Linked DNA regions of Homo sapiens: regions 2 and 3 are each linked to region 1. A link is an interaction called in ENCODE POLR2A ChIA-PET data of the cell type or tissue named here. Cell type or tissue: GM12878. All regions are shown on one strand.

What was found. Peaks named below come from ENCODE experiments on the same cell type or tissue, not always from the same donor. Only the 100,000 strongest peaks of a DNase experiment are listed, where the experiment ranks them.
Region 2: POLR2A ChIA-PET joins it to region 1 with 5 read pairs; 2 of 35 experiments call an interaction of 5 or more read pairs at or near these places.
Region 3: POLR2A ChIA-PET joins it to region 1 with 5 read pairs; 3 of 35 experiments call an interaction of 5 or more read pairs at or near these places.

The regions. Positions count from the first base shown.
Region 1 is chr17:76,997,324-76,999,823 of GRCh38, forward strand. No RefSeq gene overlaps it. Among named protein-coding and RNA genes, the nearest start is that of SNHG20, 90 kb to the right of the region's middle. RefSeq lists enhancers at 588-1,128, 1,084-1,163. In GM12878, no CTCF peak of the experiment used is centred here; a DNase peak (open chromatin) is centred at 998; H3K4me3 peaks cover 830 bases; H3K27ac peaks cover 1,340 bases.
Region 2 is chr17:76,662,059-76,664,558 of GRCh38, forward strand. No RefSeq gene overlaps it. Among named protein-coding and RNA genes, the nearest start is that of ST6GALNAC1, 20 kb to the left of the region's middle. In GM12878, no CTCF peak of the experiment used is centred here; no DNase peak of the experiment used is centred here.
Region 3 is chr17:76,903,877-76,906,376 of GRCh38, forward strand. MGAT5B (alpha-1,6-mannosylglycoprotein 6-beta-N-acetylglucosaminyltransferase B) reads left to right here. Exons shown (of 18, transcript NM_001199172.2): 6 at 376-546; 7 at 1,293-1,457; 8 at 2,142-2,311. Among named protein-coding and RNA genes, the nearest start is that of MGAT5B, 37 kb to the left of the region's middle. RefSeq lists enhancers at 1,609-2,220, 2,221-2,500. In GM12878, no CTCF peak of the experiment used is centred here; no DNase peak of the experiment used is centred here; H3K27me3 peaks cover 121 bases.

The DNA.
Region 1 (2,500 bases):
AGCCTTGGAGAATAAATGAGCAGCCGGATAAGCAGGAAGATAGCAACAAACAAGATGAGAGCAACAGGAGCCTCCCAAGCAAGCCAGAGGAACAAGGTGTTTTGGTTCCTACAGAAACTAAAGATAACATCTTCACATATGTTCTCGAGTTGTTTTTCAGAAACCCCCACTGCCAGCCTCTATCCTATAGACCTCAGATGTGGGGAACCGAGGGCGGCACTCTGACTGCCGTTCTTTGTTCAGAATTTCATCCTGAGAGGCCTGGAGAATCATGCCCATGGCCACACTGAGGTACAGCCTCCATGTATGGGTTTACAACTTTACCTGCAATGCACCCCTCGCTTTCCTGAAATGCATCCCTGCCTTTAAAAACCCTTGCCTGTGCTCACGCCTGTAATCCTGGCACTTTGGGAGGCTAAGGTGGGCAGATCACTTGAGGTCAGGGGTTCAAGACCCACCTGGCCAACATGGTGAAACCCCGTCTCTACTAAAAAATACAAAATTAGCCAGGCGTGGTGGCAGGTGCCTGTAACCCCAGCTACTCGGGAGGCTGAGGCAGGAGAATCGCTCGAACCCAGGAGGCGGAGGTTGCAGTGAGCCGAGATCATTCCACTGCACTCCAGCCTGGGCGACAAGAGCAAAACTCGGTCTCAAAACAAACAAACAAACAAACAAAACCCCTGCTTGTGAGCCGTCGGGAGTTTGGGTCTTCAGCCTTAGCTGCCTGTTCCCCTCGCTTGGCGCCCCGCTGTAAGTGCCCTTTTTGAGACAGCTGGGGAAAGCAGAACAGGGACGGGGGAAGGGTCCCTGTTTTCCTTACACACCATGCTGACTGCAGCCATACTCAGCCATGCAGCCCTGTAACCACAAACGCTTCCTTTCACAAAAATAGGCCAAGTAAATCTAAAACACACAGAGTGCTTAAACCACAAATGTCGTGGCTGTTAACAGTAGGGACTCTCCACAATCCCCAAATGCACATCCCCAGCAAGGTCCTAGCCCGCCCTAACTGTACCTTTGCTTCATTTTAATGGTAAACATCATACCCCGGATGGAAAGTTGAGATGCTAATGAGACATGCGTCGCGTGAAGAAGCGTGACAGAGACTGTGCAGTCATGATGGACAGACCACCCTAAACATGCAATGATGTCATCTGGAGGAGGCCGGAAGGAAAATAAATCAACAGTCCGACCAGCTTTGGGGAGCCAGCTGCAGGTCTCTTCCTGTACTGTCCCCCTTGCTGCTCCAGCTGAAAGCCCTGATAAACTGCCTTGCTCAAGCCCATCTTAGACTCTCGGTCAACTTCTATTTTCTGAGGGTCCACTGGCTGGGAACGCTGTGCTCTTGGAAACTCTCCCTTCTAGGGTTCTGGGAGAGGGTGAGGGGGCTCAAGAGACCGGGGCGGTTCTCCTTCATCCTGCTGTAAATCCTGCACCTGACAGGGCAGGGTCCCTGGTATCTATAGCATCATCTCTCCAGCCAAAACTCAGCCCTGCTCTAACAGCCTGAGACAGTGCCCTTTCTAAATACAGTGCTGTGATATGATGGCAACTCACATGTATCAAGCATTCACTGCAACAAACACTTTGAGGGATTAGCTCGCAGAACCCTCACAGCCCTAGGAGCTAGACACTGCGTGCAGGAGAGGTAACTGACCCAAAGAATGCCTGGCCTCTGACCTGGTTACCGCGGAGGAGGGTGATCTCTAGGCCACACCATGTCCCTCCTGACAGGAGTGTCTTTGTTGCCCAAGGGCTTTGGCCCCTGGAGGGTCCAGCAATGCGGTTTATGATGGGGGCCTCAGGACATCCCGTATCAGTGCCGACCTCCAGAGGGACTGAAGAGGATAGGTGAGTCACATGGTTAGCGTGTGATGGAGCCCCAGGAAAAGCTCTGGACCCCAAAGCCTCAGGTGAGCTTCCCTGGCAGGAAGCACTCTTGAATGTTGTCAGGCATTAGGGCCAGGAGGTGGGAAGACCGCCCAGGGTTCCCTGGGGAGAAGATGGCCAGAGGCTCCGCGTTTAGATCCCATCAGACTTTGGCCTGTGCATCTTGTCCCATGGCTGGTCCTAATTTGTAACTTATTTATTTATTTATTTATTTATTTATATATTCTGAGACAGAGTCTTGCTCTATCACCTGGGCTGGAGTGCAGTAGTTTGATCTCGGCTCATTGCAACCTCCACCTCCTGGGTTCAAGCAATTCTCCTGCCTCAGCCTCCTCAATAGCTGGGATTATAGGCGTGCGCCACCGTGCCTGGCTAATTTTTGTATTTTTAGGAGAGGTGGGGTTTCACCATGTTGGCCAGACTGGTCTTGAACTCCTGACCTTGTGATCCGGCTGCCTCAGCCTCCCAAAGTGCTGGGATTACAGGTGTGAGCTATTGCGCCAGGCCATTAATTTGTAACCTTTTGCGGTAACTATAATTGTTAAGTATAGCACTCTCCTGAGTTCTGTAGGTCATTCTAGAAAATTATCAAATGAGACGGTGGTTGTGC
Region 2 (2,500 bases), 340 kb before region 1:
CAGCGCAGGAAGTGCATCGCATACCCCCTCAGCCAAATCCAGGTGAATATTCTGTAAGACCTGGCTTCTCTAGCAAATCAATGTCAGTTTTTAAAAAAGATGAGAAGACTTAGCTGGGCGCGGTGGCTCACGTCTGTAATCCCAGCACTTTGGGAGGCTGAGGTGGGCGGATCACCTCTGGTCAGGAGTTCGAGACCAGCCTGACCAACATGAAGAAATCCCATCTCTACTAAAAATACAAAATTAGCCGGGCATGGTGGTGCGTGCCTGTAATCCCAGCTACTCGGGAAGGCTGAGGCAGGAGAATCGCTTGAACCCGGTAGGCGGAGGTTGCGGTGAGCTGAGATCGCACCATTGCACTCCAGCCTGGGCGACAAGAGCAAAACTCCGTCTCAAAAAAAAAAAAAAAAAAAAAAAAGATGAGGAGACTGTTGTGGAATAAAAGAGACTTGGGGGCACAACTAATTGCAGTGGGTGGCTCTTGTTTGGATTCTGATTTGAACAAACCAACTAATTTCTTATTTTTTAAATTAAAAATTTTTTTTTTCAGACTGTCTCACTCTGTCACCCAGGCTGGAGTGCAGTGGTGCAGTCTCAGCTCACTGCAACCTCTGCCTCCCACGTTCAGGCGATACTTATGCCCCAGACTCCCAAGTAGCTGGGACTACAGGCACGCGCCACCATACCTGGCTAATTTTTGTATTTTTAATAGAGGCAGGGTTTTGCCATGCTGCCCAGGCTGGTCTCGAACTCCTGAGCTCAAGTGCTGGGATTACAGGTGTAAACCACTGCGCCCTAAACCAAGCAATTTCAATAATCGGATATTAAATAACATTAAGGAATTATTACATGTATTAAAGGTGACAGTGATATGGTGATTATGTTTTTTTAAAATGTTCTTATTTTAGAAACAGGGTCTCACTCTGTCACCCAGGTTGGAGTGCAATGGCTTAATCATAGCTCACTGCAGCCTCAAACTCTTGGGCTGAAACAATCCTTCCCCCTCAGCCTCCTGAATAGCTGGAACTACAGCAACGCCACAACGTCCAGCTAAATTGTTTATTTTTTGTAGAGATGAAGTCTCACTTCATTACCCAGGCTGGTCTCAAACTCCTCTGCTCAAGTGATCCTTCTGCCATAGGCGTGAGCCACCGCAATTTAGATTATCTTATTTCCTTTTTTTTTTTTTTTTTTTTGAGACAGAGTCTTACTCTGTTGCCCAGGCTGGAGTGCAATGGCGTGATCTCAGCTCACTGCAACCTCCACCTCCCGGGTTCAAGCGATTCTCCTGCCTCAGCCTCCCGAGTAGCTGAGATTACAGGCCTGTGCCACCACGCCTGGCTAATTTTTGCAGTTTTTAGTAGAGATGGGGTTGCATCATGTTGGCCAGATCTTGAACTCCTAACCTCAAGTGATTTGCGTGCCTTGGCCCCCCAAAGTGCTGGGATTACAGGCATGAGCCACTGCGCCCAGTCTAAATTCTCTTATTTCCAAACACGAATTCGTTCCCTTTTTTCCCACCAGTCAAGGCTTTAGAAAATACGGCTGTCATGTCCTTCTTGTCCTTGCCTGGTGGTCTGGTGTCTGCTTTGACCCCCACCACCCCGCCAAACCTCATCACCTGCCCTTCAACAAAAAGTAACTCAATATGTGGCCAAGACCTCCAGCTTATATAGCATGGTCAAAAAAGACCAATAAAGTTGTAGGTAAGAGATAGGACAAAAGTAAGTGGCTGTAGGCTTTTAAGGGTGGGAAACTGGGAGAACACTAAAGGAGGAAGGAAGGTTTGTAGATTCCTCTGGTGCCCTCTCTGGGCTGGTAAGTCTCGAGTGGTCTCCAGTAAAGCAGAATTTCTATGCCTGCCTTTAGGCAAAAAAGGGGAAGGGTAGAGAAAGCTTTTCCTGTGTTTGCTGCTTTTGTTTTTGTTTTTGTTTGGAGATGGAGTCTCACTCTGTCGCCCAGGCTGGAATGCAGTGGCGCCATCTCGGCTCACCGCAAACTCCACCTCCTGGGTTCAAGTGATTCTCCTGCCTCAGCCTCCCGAGTACCTAGGATTACAGGTGCCCACCACCACGACCAGCTAAATTTTTTGTATTTTTAGTAGGGATGGGGTTTCACCATGTTGACCAGGCTGGTCTCGAACTCCTGACCTCGGGTGATCCACCTGCCTCAGCCTCCCAAAATGCTGGGATTACAGGCGTGAGCCACCACACCCAGCCTGTTTGCTATTTTTAAATTGCCTTTAGCTCAAAATAATTTTTATGCCACAGTGGCATATTTTGGGGCATAATATTCTGGTTTCTTACACTTGCAAGTGTCGTTCCCAAGTGCATGCCCCACTAAACTGCTTGTGCACAAATCTCCATAGGACCTGTTTCCAGGTGACTCAAGCTCAGGCAATCAGTCCCAGGAGTGGTCCTAACAAACAGACTCTAACATGGGATTTGAAGCTGGATCACCCTCTGACAGTGAGGACCCCATCACTAACCTATGTAGGGTA
Region 3 (2,500 bases), 93 kb before region 1:
GGCCGCCTTGGAGGCTGCTCCCTGACCTTGGCCTCTAGCCCAATCCTGCTCTGGTAGCAGGGAGACGGGGACCAGAGGGAGAGGGAGACAGCCAGGCCTCCTGGCTCTTTGCCCCAGACCTTTGAGCCAGTGTTCTCTCCCAGTCTCTCCTCTTTCCAGACATGAGGGCTGGTGGTCCTGCCCCTGCCATCTCTGGGGTCCTTCAGGCGGGTCCTGGTTCAATCTCTTCTCTGCCCTGTCCCCTGTTGCATCAGTAGGGTGGGCCACATGGGCCCCATCCTTGACCTCAGGACCCCTGGGGGTGCACGTGCGGGGGAGTCCCCGAGGGTCAGTGGGGCTGGCGCAGCCCCCTGCCCAGCCTGGCCCTCTCTGCAGTGGATGCGTGCCCGCTGGACCTCTGACCCCTGCTACGCCTTCTTTGGGGTGGACGGCACCGAGTGCTCCTTCCTCATCTACCTCAGTGAGGTCGAGTGGTTCTGCCCCCCGCTGCCCTGGAGGAACCAGACGGCTGCCCAGAGGGCACCCAAGCCCCTCCCCAAAGTCCAGGTGGGCCTGGGAGGTGGGTGGGCCGGTGAGGGGCTGGTGTGGCTGGACATTCTTAAGGACAGTGGACAGAAACCTCTGTCCTGAGGGAATGAGACTGAGCTGCTTGCCAGGTGTGTGGGCAGGTCCGAGCCCACCCTACCGGGCAGACGGGAGGCCAGCCTGCCAAGGCCTGTCTGCCTTCTTTGAGATGCCACCAAGCTGGGCCTGTTTGCAGGGCAGGTGGGGGGCCTGGAGATGCCCCCTTAGTGGACTAGAATAGTAGTAATAGCAGCTGTCACTTATTGAGGGTTTTCTGTGTCCAGATGCTTTATTTGCACTTAAAGTTCCCAGCCATCCTTGTATGATCGTATTTGACAGACGATGCATCTGAGGTTTACAATTGAATTAATGGGTTCGAGGCGCATAGTTGCTGTGGTGGCCACGTCTGTCCCCTGCCATCGGAGTCCTGGCTATGACCACCACCCTCACTGCCTCCCTGTCATGGCTGGGAACCTGGAAACTGCTATGGTTGGCCACCTCCGTGGAAGGGCTAGGGGCCCATGGTTAGAGCTGGGCTGGGGAGGGTGTGTTGACAGGGCGGGCAGGGCTCCCTGGTTTTGGGGGCTAATGAGCCCCTTAGAAAGTGCAGGAGAAGCTGGAGCAGGCCCCAGCCTCATGGGAGGGTGCCAGCCCCTGTCCCCAGGCCAGCGGGGAATGATGGTGGCCGCAGGTTGAGGGGCAGAGAGCTGAGGTCTGGACCCCTCCAGGCAGTTTTCCGAAGCAACCTGTCCCACCTTCTGGACCTGATGGGCAGCGGGAAGGAGTCCCTGATCTTCATGAAGAAGCGGACCAAGAGGCTCACAGCCCAGTGGGCGCTGGCTGCCCAGCGCCTGGCACAGAAGCTGGGGGCCACCCAGAGGGACCAGAAGCAGGTGCGTGGCCCCTGCCCCCTCATGTGCAGGAGCTGAGAAAGCTCAGGGCCCCCACTTCTGAGTGGGCATGGAATAGGTCTTCAAACAAGCTGTAGTGGGCTTCTGAATTTGATCAGAGGGAGAGAGGGGTAGGGATGGCAGAGTCGGGATAGATGTCTGTGGTGGTGGCCCCTGGCCCTTTTCAAGGTTGGGACCAAATGACAAGCCCCCAAGAGGTCCTGCATTCTGTGTACATCTGGTTCATGTCAGGCAGAAAAGTCATGGTATTGGCCTGGAAAGTTGGGAATGTTCTGGGGAGCTTCGTTAGCTCATGCCTCCATTCTTCCTTCCCTCCTTCCTTCCCTCCCTCCCTCCCTCCACCCAGTAGATATTTACGTGGCTCTCACATTGCCCTTTTATTTCTTTCAGAGCCCTTATCATTTCATGAAATTATCTCTTGTCTGTGTTCACTGTTGTCTACCTCTTCCATCTGGAACATTAGCTCCATGAGGGCAAGCACGTGACTATCTTGTTCGCCCGTGTCCCCAGTGCCCGATCTGGTCACTCTGGTGCCGGAAAGCACCTGCTGGGGCCCAGCCTGGAGACAGGGTCTGCTGCCGGCTGGTCTCCTGGCCGGTGCCCCGGGGGGGCGGGGCTCAGAGCTGCTGCTCCTCTCTGCTGACCCTCTGTGTTCCGCCCACCCAGATCCTGGTCCACATCGGCTTCCTGACGGAGGAGTCCGGGGACGTGTTCAGCCCTCGGGTCCTGAAGGGCGGGCCCCTAGGGGAGATGGTGCAGTGGGCGGACATTCTGACTGCACTCTATGTCCTGGGCCATGGCCTGCGGGTCACAGTCTCCCTGAAGGAGCTGCAGAGGTGAGTGCTGGGGAAAGCCACTGGCATTAAGTGGGGCAGGGAGGGGATGAAGGGGAACCCCACCCCTCCCTCCCAGGGGCTGTGGGAGCACCTGCTCTGCCTGCAGGTCCCACGGCCCTGAGACCCTGGGAGACATCCTGGTGTTCCGCAGGACATCACCACTCCTAATCCCCCTCCTCCTGCCCGGTC